Linked DNA regions of Mus musculus: region 1 is linked to region 2. The links are chromatin loops, found by intact Hi-C in ENCODE. Cell type or tissue: heart. All regions are shown on one strand. Each heading gives the region's core, and the rest is flanking DNA. Links, peaks and the distances in the headings are about the cores only. Region 1 overlaps Arhgef12 (Rho guanine nucleotide exchange factor (GEF) 12). Region 2 holds the start of Arhgef12 (Rho guanine nucleotide exchange factor (GEF) 12).

What was found. Peaks named below come from ENCODE experiments on the same cell type or tissue, not always from the same donor. Only the 100,000 strongest peaks of a DNase experiment are listed, where the experiment ranks them.
Region 1: it touches region 2 in a loop (2.7-fold over the local background); 6 of 42 quality-filtered maps call a loop at or near these places.

Annotation. Positions count from the first base shown.
Region 1 is chr9:43,016,996-43,026,055 of GRCm38, reverse strand. It overlaps Arhgef12 (Rho guanine nucleotide exchange factor (GEF) 12), which reads left to right. Exons shown (of 41, transcript NM_001359232.1): 7 at 3,184-3,241; 8 at 5,273-5,451; 9 at 7,644-7,721; 10 at 7,885-8,004. Among named protein-coding and RNA genes, the nearest start is that of Gm36648, 74 kb to the right of the region's middle. In heart, for the core only: no CTCF peak of the experiment used is centred there; no DNase peak of the experiment used is centred there; H3K27ac peaks cover 1,706 bases.
Region 2 is chr9:43,102,524-43,111,583 of GRCm38, reverse strand. Arhgef12 (Rho guanine nucleotide exchange factor (GEF) 12) reads left to right here and starts at 5,866. Exons shown (of 41, transcript NM_001359232.1): 1 at 5,866-6,405. The coding sequence starts at 6,374. Tlcd5 (TLC domain containing 5) reads left to right here. Exons shown (of 3, transcript NM_001034863.3): 3 at 1-2,931. The coding sequence ends at 264. In heart, for the core only: a CTCF peak has its summit at 4,138 (motif pointing right); DNase peaks (open chromatin) are centred at 4,233, 5,013, 5,503 and 6,183; H3K4me3 peaks cover 4,745 bases; H3K27ac peaks cover 4,037 bases.

The sequences.
Region 1 (9,060 bases), core at 507-8,506, 85 kb after region 2:
TTCAAAGTTCACATTAACCCTTACTGAAAGGCACAATAAAGGCTTGTTTAAATGGAGTCACCTTTGTTCTTGAGTAGGAAAGAAACTCATTTTTAAAAACTCATTTCTGCATAAATTAACGTATTAGCAAGGAGCAGTCACACAGCTAGGACTGTGCTGGTGAGTTGTCACTTGCAGGTTGATTATTGTTGCAGATGAACTTTTAAAGAAGCTGATACAGAGTCCCTAGTATTTGTCAGGCTCCGAGTTTGATATCCATTACCAGGAAAACAACAAAGAGTAAAAAACCAAACGACAAGTAGCTGAGGAAAGAAGTGTTGTGTGTGAGGGGAGGTGACGGAGGTTAGTTTTAACTGAGTTAAACTGAGTTAGTTTCAGTGGAGACCAGAAACAGGCCTTGAGGACTTGGGGTTTGAGATAAGGTTTCATGTACCCCAGGCTGGGCAGAAATTTCTGATTTTCCTGCCTACAAAGTATTGGTATTACAGGTGCTCATCACCATGTGCAATTTGGATGGTCCTGGGGAGCAAGCCCTGGGCTTCATGCCTGATAGCCAAGCGCTCTCCCACTGAGCTCCTTCTCCAGCCCAAGCCCTGTGAACTCTGATTGTTAGAAGGAGTACATTTCCCAGGAATTTCTGTTGAAACTGTTGAATAATTTGATTACCTAAAAGTAATTATATAGGTAAAGAGAATATTCTTGAAAGTATTTAAAAGAATTAAGAGCATGATACTCTTTATTGTAAAGAACACTGTGTGTGTGTGGTATATACATACAGGTCTGTATGTTGCAGGTATGTATATATGTACATGCGTGAAGACCAAAGGCGTTCTCTATCAGTGCCTGCCCCATTATCTGACCAAATCTCTCACTTGCTGTCCACTGTGCCCCTACCCTCTCCGCTAGGCTTGCAGTCATGAAGCCCCAGCAATCCTCCTTTTTTACCTCCTGTCCTCCTCTCTGAACTCCTCCAAACTATACCTGGTGCCAGGACACAGGCCTGGGAAGCCACGCCAGGCTTTTCTTCATTGATGGCGGATCAAGACTTGTGCAGCAAGCACTCTTACCCACTGTGCCATCTTCCCAGCCCAAGAGCACTGTTTAGTTACAAGAAAAAAAAAAAATTAAATTAAATGGCTTGGTGGGGCACTGGGAAAGTAGGCAGGAGGAGCATCTACAGATTTGAGGAGGCCAGCCTGATCTACATAGTAGGTCCCAGAACTACAGGCCCTGTCTGAAAATACAACAAAAATTAAGTGAATAAATTATTACAAAAAAATAGTAATTCTTATAGAAAAATTAGCAAATAATTTCATCAGAAAATTCTTCAGAGTAATTGAAGTAACTAAATTACTCATGGGTATATGGTCAGTGTCATTGATGACAATGAAATAGAAATTAAAATGGGACGTGAAAAATGCGTTTCCTTGTCAGGAAGTGTGATGCTTGAAGATTCAGACCTGACATAAAATAGATGCAGTAGAATGGCTTCCTTCGTTGGCTTCAGCATCAGTTATGAAAAACCTGTTGATTAGAAATTGTAAGCCAGGCATGGTGACGCACGCCTTCCTTTAATCCCAGCACTCGGGAGGCAGAGGCAGGTGGATTTCTGAGTTCAAGGCCAGCCTGGTTTACAAAGTGAGTTCCAGGACAGCCAGAGCTATATAGAGAAACCCTATCTCGAAAAACCAAAAAAAAAAAAAAAAGAAATTGTAAATATTGATGGCTCAGCGGGTAAGAGCACTGACTGCTCTTCTGAAGGTCCTGAGTTCAAATCCCAGCAACCACATGGTGGCTCACAACCACCCATAATGAGATCTGACCCCCTCTTCTGGTGCGTCGGAAGTCAGCTACAGTGTGCTTATGTATAATAATAAATAAATCTTTGGGCCAGAGCAAACAGGGACTGAGCAAGCGGGGTTGACCAGATCAAGCAGAGTTCCTAAAAATTCAATTCCCAACAACCACATGAAGGCTCACAACCATCTGTACAGCTACAGTGTACTCATATATAAAATAAATTAATTAATTAAAAAAATTGTAAATATGTATTAAAGTTTTTTATCTAAGGAAATAACGTGTACAGATGCACCACATGAGATTTGTCAGACACTGAAAACTCATAATCTATCATCTAAGTGTGCATGAACTGAGGATAGAGCAAAAGCCCTGTCTCTTTAAGAGAGACTGGATTAAAGCAGCAGAATGCCTCCCTGTGATCCCAGCACTCAGGACAGTCAGGGAGAGTCAGGAGCTCACGGCCATCTGTATAATAAGACTGTGTCAAAGAATACCAGTTAGAAAGGCTGGAGTCATTGGGTTCACTGGTGTCTATTGAGAGATGGCAGTATGATAAAAAGAAAGCAGTTACTGTCTGTCACCCATGTTTGCATTGAAAATATTGAAAATGTTAAATGTCAAAGTTAACAGCAACAACTCTGAGAGACCTGAAGCATACTGCTGTATTTTTTTCCTTGTGTGTATTGTGCATATGTTGTATATGTGTGTGTGCATGAGCACATGTGTACACATGTATGTTCAGCCAAGAGAGCCACTCAGGTGCTGTTCCTTTGGTGCTGTTAGCCTGATTTTGAGACAGGCTTTTGTTGGTCGGCTTGCTTATTACACTGAGCTGGCTAGCCTGTGGTCCAGGGCTCATCCTGTCCCTGCTTCCCCAGCAGTTGGACTGACCGTAAGTGCCTGCAGCAGCCTGGCATTTTCATGTGGGTTCTGGGGACCCAGCTCAGGTCCTCATGCTTGCTTGGCACAGCAGGCACTTTATGGACAGAGATCTCCCCACAGCTCCCTACTCATGGAGTTCAACTGTAAGTTGGGGTTAAAAAGTTGCATGAGAAAAAGTATAAAATTAATGTGAAATCTGTTGATTATGTTGCAGTTATCAATGTTCGACTCTTTTACATTGCAGTATGTCATTGTCATCTATAAATAGATTGGGCTTGTCTTCTCAGCTATCCTAGGATGCTGTAGCCAAGTGGCCACGGGTTAGATATACCACCTTTAAATGAAGGTCTTGTTTTGTGTTTAAGTTCATTTTGTTGCTGAATATATAGTGGAAAAGTGAATTTTGGACCAAGTGTTTATTATAATTAATACACAGTACATCCTGAAGTCACTCTGTGTCTGTTGTTTTATTTGATGCATATTGTTTAAATTTTCTTACAGGTGAATGGTACTCTGGTGACTCATTCAAATCATCTGGAGGTGGTGAAACTAATCAGATGTAGGTGAATGTTATTTTTTAAATTGTTTTCTCAAACCATTAAAAAAGGGTCACCAAGCATTTTTCTGTAACTGGCCAAATACCAAGTATTTTAGGCTTTGTGAACTACATAGTTACTACTGCAGCTTGTTACTGTCCCACAAAAGCATATGTGGACAATATACAAATGAGTGGATATGGCTTAGTTCCAATAAAACATTATTTGGCAAAACGGTCTGTGATCTAGCCCTGTAGCTTGGTGTTTTCCATGCCCCCAACCCCACTGGAAGGTCTAAGGTAAAAATTTACTAGTTATTTTGTGTCAGCTCCCAGCTTTAGTACATCTGTTTGAAAGTATATAAATCCTGACAATCAAGCAGCTTGAGAATCTGATACAGTGTCCTGAGAAGAACTTTAGAAATCCTGTAGTGCAGTCGCTTGACCTTAGATCAGTAAATGGTTGTGACATCCAGCCGATCTTTTGGAGAAGCACAGGGCTCTGGATTTACAGCATTCAGGTCTGTACATTACAACAGTAGGGCTGGAAGTGGGTGGTGCTCTTCTAAGCTGACAGCAAGGTAGGGGTTGGCCAAGTTCCAGTACCAGCAGGGCCTCAGTTTCTCTATTTTTACAGGTTCATGAGAGGATTCAGTGGTTTTGTGAGTTTCCCTTCTGTTGGTGATAGTGGTGGGTATTTGGGATATTGGGATTCAGTGAGGTCCTGAAGTCCTCCTCCCCCACCCTGCTATGGTCTGTTGTTACTTTCTAGCTCCACCCACTCTGGAAAAGAAGCTGTGCGTTTGTGATGACTTGACTCTTTGCATGGATGGTAGCATGACAGTTCTCCAGAAGCAGAGAAAGGCATGTTTATGTCTCATCATATAAACAGCTCTGCTCTCTGTTCTGGCCAGGCGTGGGTGTTAGGTGTTTGTCATGTTTTTAAAGAAATATAAAAGTGCAAAGAGAAAGCTGAAAATAAATGGCATGTAGCAGAAAAGGAATGTGTGATTGTGTCAGGCCATTTCATAGTAAGTACAGTCTAAAAAAGGAGAGCTATTTCTAGCCAAGCAGAATCACTTACTGAGCAGACAGACTTTATATAGTCAGTGTGGCTCTGCTGTGCAGGTTAGGTTAGACTTACCTAGTACACCTTGCATAATCTAAGTGCGTGTGAGCTTGAGACCTGCCTCAGCGCTGAGTGATGACAGTTACGTGTGTGTTACATGCCATGTCTGCCTCAATAAACTAAGTTCCTTTAAGGCCTTTTTTGAGGGATGAGGATTGGAGTAGGGGTTCAAACTGAGTTGTATGTAGCCTAGGGTAGCCTTGAACCTATTGTACAGCTAAGGCTGGCCTTGACATTTTGATACTATTGTCTTTATCTGCCTAGTGCTGATATTATAAGCATAAACCTCATACCTGACTTATTTAGTCCCAGGATTGTAACCCAAGGCATCACACATGATAGACAAGCACTCTACCGACATAACTATACCCCAGCCTCAGTGATGACCTTTTTAAAAAGCTGTATCCTAGTTCTTTCATTGCCTCCTCATTGCTCATGTAATCCTGGTTACTTATGGCCTACTTTTTAATGCCCACTCCAAACATCATCAGAGTGATTGCATTTTGGTTTCCTTTGAACCAGTTAAAGAATAGAAAGAGCTAGAGTGAGGTGAGCATTTGGACTAGTAAGATGGAGTAAATGGCTTTCTCACAAAGAATATTAAGACTGAAAGCTTTATTTCAAAGAATACTTGCTGGGCATTGTGGTGCATAGTTGTGATACCAGCACTTGGGAGGCTCAGGCAGGAGCATCACAAGTTCAAACGTTACCTTGCTGCAGAATGAGTTCAAGGTCATCTTGGGCAACTTAGAGAGGTTGTCTCAAGATAAAAAATATCTTAAAAGGTTCAATAAGTCACTGGACAAGTATGCATTCCCTGGGTACAGTCCTCACTACCACAGATAAAGAGAAAAGAGTTTTTTAAAAAGTTTCTCAACAGTGTTACTTTTTCTTTTCTTCTTTTCTCCCCACCTCCCCACCTCCAGCTGGTTCCTATGTAGCTCTCACTGTCCAGGGACGCCCACCTGGGTCGCCCCAGATCCCACTTGCTGATTCTGAAGTAGAGCCATCAGTCACTGGACATATGTCTCCCATTATGACATCCCCTCATTCCCCTGGAGCAGCCGGGAATATGGAGAGAATCACCAGTCCTGTGCTCGTGGGGGTAAGATCAGAGCGTTGTAGTAGATGCTCAGGCATACAAAGATCTCTTTGAGTTGTATAAAGAATTCTGTGTATTTAACTTATCAGTAAACTTCCATTCAAGATTCTAGAATATACTTACTTATAGAAGTTACATAATTTTCTGGAATAATTGTTATTGTGGTAAATTTAGTTGAACTATTAGATACCTGTCATGTATAAAACAGTGTCCAATCCACAGAGATATGCTTATATTTTTAGTCTATGCTCAAAGTTGTTAGTCATCTGACAGTGTCTGCTTTTTGAAGATAAGAGTGGGTGTTTGTTTGTTTGTTTACCTTTGTGTTCCTAATGCCTGAAATACTGCTCAACATATTGGAGGGGCTTAATAAACCTTTGTTGAATGAAGTTAAGACTCTATAAGTAACCATAAAAAGAGAAACAGAATGTAGACCAAGGGGGGAAATGCTAAGTTGTGTGAGGCTTTCAAGGAGGAGAAAGCACATCCAACTGTGATGGTCAGGGTCATCAAAGACTGGTTGTGTTGAGTTTAGCCGTTTATAGTGGGTGACGGTGGTTGTCACGGTGAGAAAGGCAGACAGGTGGAGAAGATAGAATAAACCCGTTTGAAAGCCAAGACAGTACCAGAACTTTCAGAAAAGCAAGACTTTTGTTTAGCTAGTGCCAGTTAAGGAGGTGAGTGGTGGGATGTGGCTTAACGAAAGGTCGTGTGTGTATTCACAGTCGGTGAGCAAGTGGACACCAGTAAGTGAGTAAGCAGGAAGGATCCTTTGACTGGGAGAGGGGTGTGGCTGTTACGGCAGTATAGGACGACACAGAAATTTGTAAAACAAAAGTGATGAGTTGGGAGTTGTCTCAGATTTCCGGCAAGTTGGAGTGGAAATGGAAGGAAGTGTGGGATTGGGGGTGCACTGGGAGGGATGGATGGATGGATGGATGGATGGATGGAGGGATGGATGGATGGATGGAGGGATGGATGCATGAGATGGATGGATGGATGGATGGATGGAGGGATGAGATGGATGGATGGATGGATGGATGGATGGAGGGATGGAGGGATGGATGCATGAGATGGATGGATGCATGAGATGGAGGGATGGATGGATGGATGGATGGATGGAGGGATGCATGAGATGGATGGATGGGTGCATGGATGGATGGATGGATGGAGGGATGCATGAGATGGATGCATGAGATGGATGGATGGATGGATGGAGGGATGGATGGATGGATGGATGCATGAGATGGATGCATAAGATGGATGCATGAGATGGATGGATGGATGGATGGATGGAGGGATGGATGGATGGATGGATGCATGAGATGGATGGATGGATGGATGGATGGATGGATGCATGAGATGGATGGATGGATGGATGCATGAGATGGATGGGTGGATGGATGGAGGGATGCATGAGATGGATGGATGGATGGATGGATGGATGCATGAGATGGATGGATGGATGGATGGATGGAGGGATGCATGAGATGGATGGATGGATGGATGGATGGATGCATGAGATGGATGGATGGATGGATGGATGGATGCATGAGATGGATGGATGGATGGATGGATGGATGCATGAGATGGATGGATGGATGGATGGAGGGATGCATGAGATGGATGGATGGATGGATGGATGGATGCATGAGATGGATGGATGGATGGATGGAGGGATGCATGGAGGGATGGATGCATGAGATGGATGGATGGATGGAGGGATGCATGAGATGGATGGATGGATGGATGGATGGATGCATGAGATGGATGGATGGATGGATGGAGGGATGCATGGAGGGATGGATGCATGAGATGGATGGATGGATGGAGGGATGCATGAGATGGATGGATGGATGGATGGATGGATGGAGGGATGCATGAGATGGATGGATGGATGGGTGCATGGAAGCATGTTAGGTAGTAATGTCTCAACTGGGAGAGTAGAATCAACAGATTTGTACTTCTGTAATCCCAGCTCTTCAGCTGATACCCACATTTACTGTTCTTGTGAACATAGTTTAGTGAAGGCAAAACTGTTCCTGCCTTCCTGTTTTCTTAATGAAATGAGCCACCTTCATTCATAACTTCCAGGAGTAAGAACTAAAGGATACCTCGCTGACAAGGAACACCATCTCTCTTGGCTTTCAGTTTTAGCCTCATCTCTCCTGTGCTGTGTTCTCATCCTTTTCTAGGAGGAAAACAATGTGGTCCATAACCAGAAAGTAGAGATTCTGAGAAAGATGTTACAGAAGGAACAGGAACGGCTGCAGGTAAGGAGGTAGCCTGGGCTCTTCGTAGGCCAGAGGACCTGGGAGGTACTTGCCCATAGTCAGTGGATAGTCTGTCCCGTGCCAGCGGCTGTTGTGCTAGCAGTGGGTCTTTTCTCCACCTGACATGGATAATTAGTTTCTAAGGTGGTGTTATAACTTTCAGTTGCTGCAGGAAGATTACAACCGAACGGCTACCCAAAGATTGCTCAAGGAGATCCAGGAGGCCAAGAAGCACATCCCGCAGCTGCAGGAGCAGCTGTCCAAAGCCACGGGCTCTGCTCAGGTAGTGGCATTATTGAAAGTTCTGCCCAGTGTTTGCAGAACTTCTGGGATTGGGTCAGAGTATGTGGTAGTTTCCCTTTGAAAGTGATGTTTTTAGCAAAGGATAACAGGATGTTCTGTGTAGGATGTTACAGATGTAATGATTAACAGAAGTAAGTGTAGGCTTCCGATTGTTTGCTTGTGTTGGTTCCATTGAAATTTAGGAGAGTTGAGTACTTTTGATTTGCTGTGACAAACCAGAAATGTAGTTAAAAGTAGCTATACTTTTGTGGTTCACACTGTCACAGTGACAACTGATAATGTTTTTTAAAGAGGGATGTGAAGTTTTTGCAAACTAAAGGGCATTGTGGCAAATACATGGGCAGGCATTCTATAGTATCCTGAAGCTACTGTTGATCTCCTCTGTTTTACAAATGTACTTAAGACTGACTGCACAAAAGTGTAAGACTTGAGGTCAAGACCAGGCATAGCATAGCACTGAGGCCAGGGGAGGCAGAGGCAAGAGGATTGCACCTTAGAGGCCAGCCTGGGCTACAAGGTAAGAGACTGACTCTAGGAAAAGAAAATGAGAGAGATAAAGAAATTCTGAAATCCAAACTCATTAAGATCTCGAAGCTTCAATATTTATTTTTCTTTTATAGGCAGGATGTCACTTTTATAACGCTTCCTGGCTTACCCTTCCAAATGCCAGGATTACAGTTGTGCCCTGTCATAAGTGTACATTGTCATAGTCTTTGTTTTTCTTCACGGATGCAGAGTCTAACTGTATCTTCCTGACTAGCCTCACACTTGGCTATGTAGCCCAGGCTGGCCTTGAACTTAGCTCAATCCTCCTGCCTTAGGCCCCTGAGAGATGGAATCGTAGGCATATGCCATGTCTGTCTAGTTTCATATTTCTGGCCTTAGTGACCCTAATTTTTATTGTAACTTTAGGCCAGGTTTTAGTAGAACTTGCTCTAAAGGCAAAGTTATGGAGGTGATATACTAGAGGTTAGAAACCTCAGCCTTAATGTCAGCCGCACATCCTGTAATGTTCCTGTTGAGATCCACACAGCTT
Region 2 (9,060 bases), core at 601-8,600:
GTGGTGGACTTCCTCTTTGTGGCTCTGTTCACTGGTGTGAGGATTGGTGTGGGCGCTCATCTCCTTTTCTGTGAAATGGTCTCACCCACCCCCAAGTGGTTTGTGAAGGTTGGGGGTGTGGCGATGTATGCTGTGTCTTGGTGCTTCATGGTTAGCATCTGGCGCTTTGCATGGAAGAAAAGCATCAAGAAGTACCATGCGTGGAGAAGCAGACGGAATGAAGAGCGGCAGCTAAGACACAATGGGCATCTCAAGACACACTAGTCAAGGCTTGTCCCCAGTCAGTGGATTGGATTGAATTGGTCATGGGACCAGGGTCAGAAACAGAGCTAAGCTTATAGGGCTTAGAAAGCGAGCACTTAGGTTTCAAAAAAGGGCTAAAGGTATGGTTATGACTTCAGTCATTTTCCAGGCTAAGCATATGCAGTCTTGAAACACCTACTCCTGTAGTGGCACTTGTACACCCTCAGTGATGATTGACAAGTGGGCAGAGCTGTTTAGTGATGACCACTGTCACTTGTTTTTTGGGTCCCCATGTTCATTGGAGACCTTGGTATTCAGACATCTCTGAAAAGAACTTGAGTCAAATCAGTGCTGTTTCTTGTTCTTTTGGAAATAACTCCTTCCCCACACTTACTCCTGATTTCCACGAGACATTTTAAGTATGTTCATCCCATGTAAAGGGAGGGACTCTCAGGAAGGGGCATGGGTCAGGCATTCAAGTATCTGTGAATGGGAGCTGTTATGCCAAGAGGGACAGAGAGGAGGGAGTGAAGCTAACAATGGCAGGAACTTCTCACTGCGTCTCCCTTCACTAACTGTGCCAGAGGTTACCAAGGACACCCTCGGCTTCCATGATTCATCAAGAAGACTCAGGGCTTTCATCTGCAATGATGAAAGGATACGGAGAAGACTCAGCAAAGGGAAAAGAACCTTTGTCCAAGCTCATGGGATCTAAGCACTCGCTTCTAGTCTCTTGCTTGGATATACAGGAGTGATTCACAACAACACACATGAAAGTCATCAAACACTTGGTGTCCCAAACTTTGATGGCAGTAGGTCATGTGCTTCTAAGTAGCGTGAGGCAACATTCCAGATCCCCCAAAGCGGTCATTTGGCATAAGCCATAGTGTTTCAGAAACAGTTTAGGAACAGTGAGGCAATCTTAACAGTTTCTGGTGGGAGCCCTCACCAACGTTACAAGCAGGCCTTTGCAAGGATAGCAGCTCAGGGTTCCTGTGTTAACTCTGTGTGCACAGAAACTGTAGAGCTAGTGCTTCAGATGCAAGATGAGTGAGATGTGGGTAGATTTAGATTTACTTGGTCCAGTTGTACGGGTTCTGCCCGACCAGGAAGAGTATGCCAGTTCTCAGGGCTTTTGTGAATTAATCTGCTAGGCATGAGAGGCCATGGCTAAATTCCACGGGGATTTACCATGTGGATTCCACTGTACTTGAGATGGAGTTCAGGTTTCAGCTCCTGGTACATACTGCAAACTAGAACCAAAGATTTTCATGTATGTGATAGCCTCAGGCTCCTTCCTTCCTTCCTTCCTTCCTTCCTTCCTTCCTTCCTTCCTTCCTTCCTCCCTTCCTCCCTTCCTCCCTTCCTCCCTTCCTCCCTTCCTCCCTTCGTTTCTTCTTCCTCTACCTCCTTCTTTTCTTACTTTTTCTTTGTTTTAGATCCCCCCCCCCCCCTTAAATCACCTTTTCCCTTCTCCTGAGACACTGTCTTGCTTGTATAGTTCAGGCTGGCCTTGAACTCTATTTTTCCACTTAAGCTTCCTCAGGGCTAGGATTACAATCCTGTGCCACCATGCCTGGCTCCAATGTAGGGCTTTAATGGAAAAAAAAAAGTATTATCTGTTTGTGCATTTGTTGTCTTTCCTATATTATTTAGATCAATGGTGACTGGTTAATTCAGGTGGTAAGCCAGGAGATGGTGCTACTGAAGAAGCAAGGTTAAAGGTCAGAGAGAAGTGTCAGCCCATTCTATAGTCACTGGGGACACTAACCCAGTGAGCAGCATTACCTACAAAAACCAGTCACAAGGGAGGTTGAAAACGTAGACATTCTTGCAAATGGAAAGGTTCTTTAACAGTAAGTAGCTAAAGAGGTATCTTTTAGCTGTCGGGCTTTCGTTTTTGTTTTCTGGACAGATAACACCATGCTTCCTTTTCTCTGATTTGTGTCATAGATATGTTGGTGTGTTCCTTTGAGAAGTCTTTTTTTTTTTCCTTTTTCAGAGCTGAGGACCGAACCCAGGGCCTTGCGCTTGCGAGGCAAAGCACTCTACCCAATCCCTGGTGGTGGTGTGTTCCTTTCCAGCAAAACTGTGGGCAGAACTGGAAACTGGGGAATGCTGACTTCAGCAAAAGCAGAGTCAATAAGAGTGGCTTGGCACATAGGCATAAAGAAAAAAACAAAACAAAACTGGCTTTTGTATTTTGGCCCCGTGTAACCTGCTCCAGACCAGACCAGGGAGCAGGCTTAATCAAATTCATGCTGGTTCCTTTCTCCCTCCCTCCTCAGAAGGAAAGGATTGTAGATCTTTCTGTTTGAGGCAAACTCAAGCAAATGCCTGTAGGTTTTTATTTATTTATTTATTTTTGATAACAAGGCACCTGAACGAGCGATAAGTGGGGAGGAATTCCTCATTTCAGCTCTTCTTGATGGTCTAACTAGTAACTATGAGGAAAGTCAGAGATTAAAAACCTCTTGAAGATGACTCAGCAGTTAAGAGGTTGCCTGTTTTTACAACCCAGGTAAATGAAGGGCAGACTAGTGTGCGATGTGTCCCCAGACACAAAAGGGGACACTTATTTGCATTTGAATTACTGTGTAATCATCCCTGATATTGCTCAAGAAGGATTTATATTTCAATACGATTTGTACTAAATTTTATAGAAATAAAATAACTTTCTATAAACCCAGAGTCTGCCTTCGTATCTTTGTTGCGGTTTTACCAAGGGAGAAAAGCCTCTGGCTTGTAGAAATGTTGACAGTAATCTGCTCTTTAGCATTAATCATTCCTATTTTTTATGTGGAAGATAGCAATCAGCACACAATCAGTGCAGAAAATAGTTTGCCTAAACGTGGAGGAATAATATTCTGATTTTACCAACTGTTTGAGCAGTTGCTCCCCCACCCCCAGTGTCTCAGGCCTGCTTGACAAGTACTCTACCACTGAGCTACCTCCTCATTCCTACTCCCCCTTTTTGAGACAGGGCTTTGCTCTGTAGCACAGGCTGGCCTGAAACTCACCATGTAGCCTTCCTCCAAATTCACAAGTCATCCTCCTACCTCAGCCTTTCAAGTGCTGGGAGTAAAGGTGGAAGCTACCATAACCAGCTAGACAGTGGATTTCTGATGCTTACAACAGTCCTGGGTACAGCAGGCCCTTCATAAGCACATTGAAGCAGTGAATAAGAGGATAAATGTGGCCTCGAGGATGTTCCACTGGAAACTGCATGTCCAGGGATTGGGTCACTGGTGCCACTTTCCTAGGTAAAGGGCTATGTGTGACCTAGGGAAGGGACCTTGGTTTGCTTGGCTCTACTGAAGGCATTCCATAGGTAGACTCTTAGTGGTGAAGTTATAATGAGCCTTTTGTCAGGATATTAAAAAATAAAATCAGAGCCTTGTGAGTGATTAGAGATTTTCATCATTGAAACAGTAGTTATTCAGTCCTCTGCTGACCATCTTCTGAAAGCTTTCCCACAGCAAAATGCCGCCTTTGCTCACAGCTAGAACGCTGGGGCTGTAAAATTTGGAAAGATGTTGAAAACAGCTTGCCAAAAGGTTTTGTATGCAAGGAAGAGAAGGTGAACTAGGAAGTGTTCCCAGTTTGTCTCACCCCTGAAGCTCAAGCATTGAGGCAGGCTGGAAAGGAAGACGGGAACTTATTTTTAAAATTCATGATTTGATGAGTCATCAGACCCCCCCCCCCCATTCGCTTGATACTTGCATTGTGACATTAGTAGGACAAGGGAGAAGAGGACAGCACACTCAAGAAAACTCGAGTAAGCTTGGGGAGAAGGTTCACATCTCGTTTATAGTGATGGATGTTTGGAACTCTTTCCAACGATAGGTAGAAACAAGTTGGAGTCTTCAGGCTAGAATTGCCATGTTGGGATTTACCAGCAGATGGCAACGTGTCCAGGTCTGATCGTTAGGAAAGTGGCTTGGAACTCCAATCTGCTTCTATTCTTTCCAAAAATAAACATTACAAAATTAGCTGGCTGTGCCCCGAACTTAAAAAAAAAAAAATCTAGCGAGAGAGTCATTTCAGGCTTCTGTTTATCTTTTCCCCTTTGCCCCCCATTCTAACGTCACCTTGAGCTCATGCATCTATTCAGGGGTGATGATCCGATCGTTTCGCGAACTGTTGTGGAATGACTTAGAAACAGCATTATTAAGAGGTAATTATTTCCTTTCCACACCCACTGTTTATTAGATTTGATTTCCACAAAATGGCCGAAGTCTCTTCCCACCTACACGGATTGAAGCTCAGAAGAGACTGAAGATAATTGTATAAAAGGAATAGTCGCTTGATGTTTACAGGCAGAATTGGAGAACTATATTGTGTCGTGGTCCCTCATTTCCTCAGGGACAGATTTATTCAATCAGAAAACTACATGGTTAGCTGAATGTCTCTACCCCATCGAAAGAGAAACCAGAAAACATTTGGGAACTCTTCAAAGGGATCCCTCGTGCTGTGCTGTTTACCGGACAGATGTATTACTTCTTCCATCTCTTTTCACAACACGCTTATTAACTTGCTGTGGAAAGCACCATGCGTTCTCAATTTGGCAAACAATACAGTTCATTTTGCCAAGGCAAAACAGCCTAAAAGCAATATTTATATCAGGAACTCCTGGCTTAAGTGTGGGCCCAGATCCTTTCTCCACAGCCTCTTCTGGCCATCCCCCCACCCCTTTCCCCTCCGTGCTGTGGGACTAGGCCAGCAGGTGCCCCAGGTGATTGGCTCACCCCAAAACCTGTGTGTGTGTGTGTGTGTGTGTGTGTGTGTGTGCGCGCGCGCGCAGGTTTGCCTAACACTGTCGGGGGCCCGTGGACCTGGGCTCGCACGCAGTCATCAAAAGCATTTGACACCGGGAACGAATACATTCTCTTAAAGAATAAAAGTTTCCAGCCCGGGAGTTCCGAAGAACCTCTAAACGTGAACTCCTCGAGACTGTGGAATGGCTCCTCTGCTGTCCCGGGTGGATTGTACACTGTGGGCTGCACCTCGAGAGCATTCGAGGGGCAAGAAGGCAGCAGTGCCCGCTTCGCCACACAGAACTACTTTTTCGCTTCCCTCTATCCCCCGCGACAGCACTGAGCGGAAGTATCTGCTCAAGTTTGGAGAGTCCGGGAAGCGGAGGGATCCCGGGTGAAGCGGCTTCCCGAAGTCCCAGGGAGAAGGGCCCAAAAAAGTCGGCGGGGGAGGGGACGGCTCGGCGCGCTCCAGTCGCGCCGGGCCGAGGGGACAGAACCGGAACCGGAACCCGCGCGCGCGCCCGCCCGCAGCGGTCGCAAGGCTCGTCACCGCCGGCGGCCCCCTCCACCCTGGGCGCGCTCCCGCGAGTGCCCCTGAGACCGGGCGAACGGCCCTGCGCACCGAGCCTCCACCGCCACCGCCGCCGCCGCTGCTCGGGGGCCGGGCTTCCGGGCCGGGCCGAGACCTCCCGCTCCTCGCGGGAGCCGCCGCCTACCAGAGCGTCGGGGAGGAGCCGCCGTGCCACTGCGGAAGAAGCGCGGGGGCCTCCGAGGGATGGGGAGCTGCCCCGGGCGCTGAGACAGGGTCCCTGTCAGCGCGGCGGCCGGAGCCGGGTGGGGGCGGCGCGGAGCAGCTCAGGGCCCTCGGCCCGGGGACATGGGGCGGCGCGAGTCCGGCGCGGGACGGTGTGAGACGCGGCGGAGGCTGCGGCCACGAGTGGCCCGCAGCCCCAGATAGAGCGGGGACCCGAGGGCCGGGCCCCGCCGACTCGGGACCGAAGCCGACGCCCGTCCCTGAGCCGATCCTGCCCCAGCTCCGGAGGGATCCCGGTTCCCGTCCTACGGCTCGCGACTTCCCTCTGTGACGAAGTTTTCTCTCCGTGCCTTGCTGAGGATCGTTCTTAGTTCTTGAGCTCGCCTTGTGGCCGACTTGCTCGGTTTGTTTGGGGAGATAACTTGTTTTGCCTCAGCCCGCATCCCCTTTCCTTGACCCCTTGCAATCGGATGTTCTAGATGACTGAATGGAGTTTTGAGTTGGACTTTTGTGTCCCTGCCGAAATTGGGCCTGATCCCAGAGCACTGGGGGTGGGGTGTGGAGGTGTTACTGTAAAATGCAAGTTGGATAAAAAGAAGACCTCTCGCCAAGGGCCCCAATGAGTGGCACACAGTCTACTATCACGGACAGGTGGGTATGAAGTTCCTCGGTCGCTAACCTTCCCTGGATTCGGTCCCACGCAGCAGGGGAGTCGGTGATGCAGATTTGCCTTCAGCTAGTGCAATTGACAGGCATAGGAAAGAGGGTTGTTTCGGAGCTGTGCAATTAGTCTAGGGTTGCTGCCAAGTTAACCGGTTGATTGAATTTGGAAATGCAGGTTTTTTTGGGAGAGAAACTTTCCCCCATATTCTCAGAGGAAATGAAGGAAAACCATGATTGTGGTTTTCTGTCGGGTGCATTAAGATTGTGTACTCGTTTTGGAACCAGAGGGAGGTCATTTTGGGTGAAGGTCAGAGCTTGAGGTCGGTGGGTACTGGTGCATCATCGGGTGGATTCCTGTCCTGTGGTAGTTCTAGACTCACAATTTTAGGAGTTTCTGTCTGTGAACTTAATTTTCATCCTGCTGCATTGTGATTTGTGACTCTGATCTTTTTACGTGTTGACCTGCACAGTGTTTAATTATTAATTACCTAATTTTCCAGAATGTTGACATTACCAGTAAATCACGGGTTCTTGCTGGGGACAGTTTCCAGGAGCTAAAGGAAATGAGGGAAAAATCATGGGGCCTGCTTCTAATTATTCTTTTTTTTTTTTTTTTTTTTTTTAACATTTCATCTTTCAGAAGCCCTAGCATTTAAAGATGTAAACTCTAGCTCTGGTTTAGGCATGGCAGGTGGATCTTGTTTGTTAATCGGGTGACACGGTGTGGTGTGTAGAGTATGTAGTCCAAGTGTAGTTCTTAAAGAGGTCCTTTGAGTTCTTTTTAGTGAAAGCAAGTTGCTTCCTTTAGCATATTTTATTCCTCAACTAAATTATGACATTGCATGTTACTTCCAAATTTTATCTTGTTGTTTTTTTTTCTCAAATTGTTGTCATAAAACAAAACAAAACAAAGCAAAACAAAGTATTGAAGCAGAAGGCCAAAAGTCTTCAAGAGCAACATTAGTGCTCCAGCGGAAAGCAGTTTAGTTTCCTAATGAGAGAGTCTCACCCAATTGTGCGACTCATTTGTTGATTTTTAAAGGGGCCAAATTCCATTATCATACCATAACAGCTTCTCCAGAGACAGGGCTTCCCTTTCCTGTTGATGCTTTCCAGTGTCACATGAGTGTTCACCTAAAAGATGCCCTAAATATTTAAAGTACTTATGTTTATCCTTTGTTTGTCTGCTTTGCTAGGCAGGGTTTCATTTCGGTTTTCCTGCTAATACAATGTACTTCTATGTAGAGACAGTTGTCAGGGCTCTTCCTGTTACATCTACCATCCTGGTCCCTCTCCTGGCCTGACTCACAGGTGTCCAGATAATTGTGCTGCTGGTTCATTCAGTCCTTGCCTGTCAGTTGAGCCTAGAGTTAAGCAGACTTACCAGAAACTGGTGTAGCCCTGGTTTTCATTAAGATGTTGCAGAGTTTAATAATTTGTAGAAACAGAATTTAGAGTCACTGAATCGTTCCACACAAAAGTCACACAAAAGCACCCATGGAAGGATTTTTTTTTTCTTCCCCAGCTTTTTTTCCTCAGGGATTTTTGTTCTCTTTCTGGTATATAAACACATTGGACATAAACATTGAAATCTGAGTCTTTTTTAAAAAAATAACTTAATTCTTCTTATGAACCGTAAACATGTACAAAAATAAATCTTAAAAACCCCTGACTGCAGGTATGTGCACCTGGGATAGAAGAGGCTTTAGGATTTCATGGGAGCTTGTGAGCTGCCTACCCTGGGTGCTGGATATGTAACTTGGGTCCTCTGCCAGAACAAGAACAGTATGGGTGTGCTCCTAACTGTTGAGCCGTCTCTTAGCCCCCCACCCCCACCCCATTTTTCTTCTTGTATCTGGCTGTGTGTAGCATGGCAGTCCTCCCCCTGCCTAAGTCTCCTGAAGAGGTGGACTGCCTCCCTGCTGGATTCTTGCTCTTAGATATTTATGTGAGAACAGTGGATGCACATTCTGTGGAGTCAAGTGTTGTATCTGCCTCCCTTCCCCCAAGACAGGGTTTCTCTGTGTAGCCCTGGCTGTTCTATCTGTATGTAGGCTAGGCTGGCCTCAAACCCAGAGATCCTCTTGCCACTGCCTTCTGAGTGCTGGGATCAGAGGCGTGCACCACCACTGCCCCACCTTAAGTGTTTCATCTTTTTCTTATCTTTTTTTTAAAAAAAAATACTATTTATTTAATGTATATGACAGTCCACGGTAGCTGTCTTCAGACACACCAGAAGAGGGCATTGGATCCCATTACAGATGGTTGAAAGCCACTATGTGGTTGCTGGGAATTGAACTCAGGATCTCTGCAAGAGCAGTCAGTGCTCTTAACCACTGAGCCATCTCTCCAACCCAAGTGTTTCATCTTTTAACATAGAGGAAAAAGTTACATTGGTCAAGGGAAGCAGTCTAAATATGTTAATGCTTTGTGGGGCTTAGGCCTAAATAACTTCTCATCATAAACCTCTACTATGTTGCTTCAGACAACTGAGCCATGTAAAATAAGATCCTGGACTAAAACTAATTGAAATCCAGTTCTTTGTCAGGCACTGGAGTTTGGTGGCTCTCTTTTCCCCTTTAAAAAGAGAATTACTAGGTGACCACTACTTTTTTCTTCTTCTTTCCAAACGTACTTTGTAAA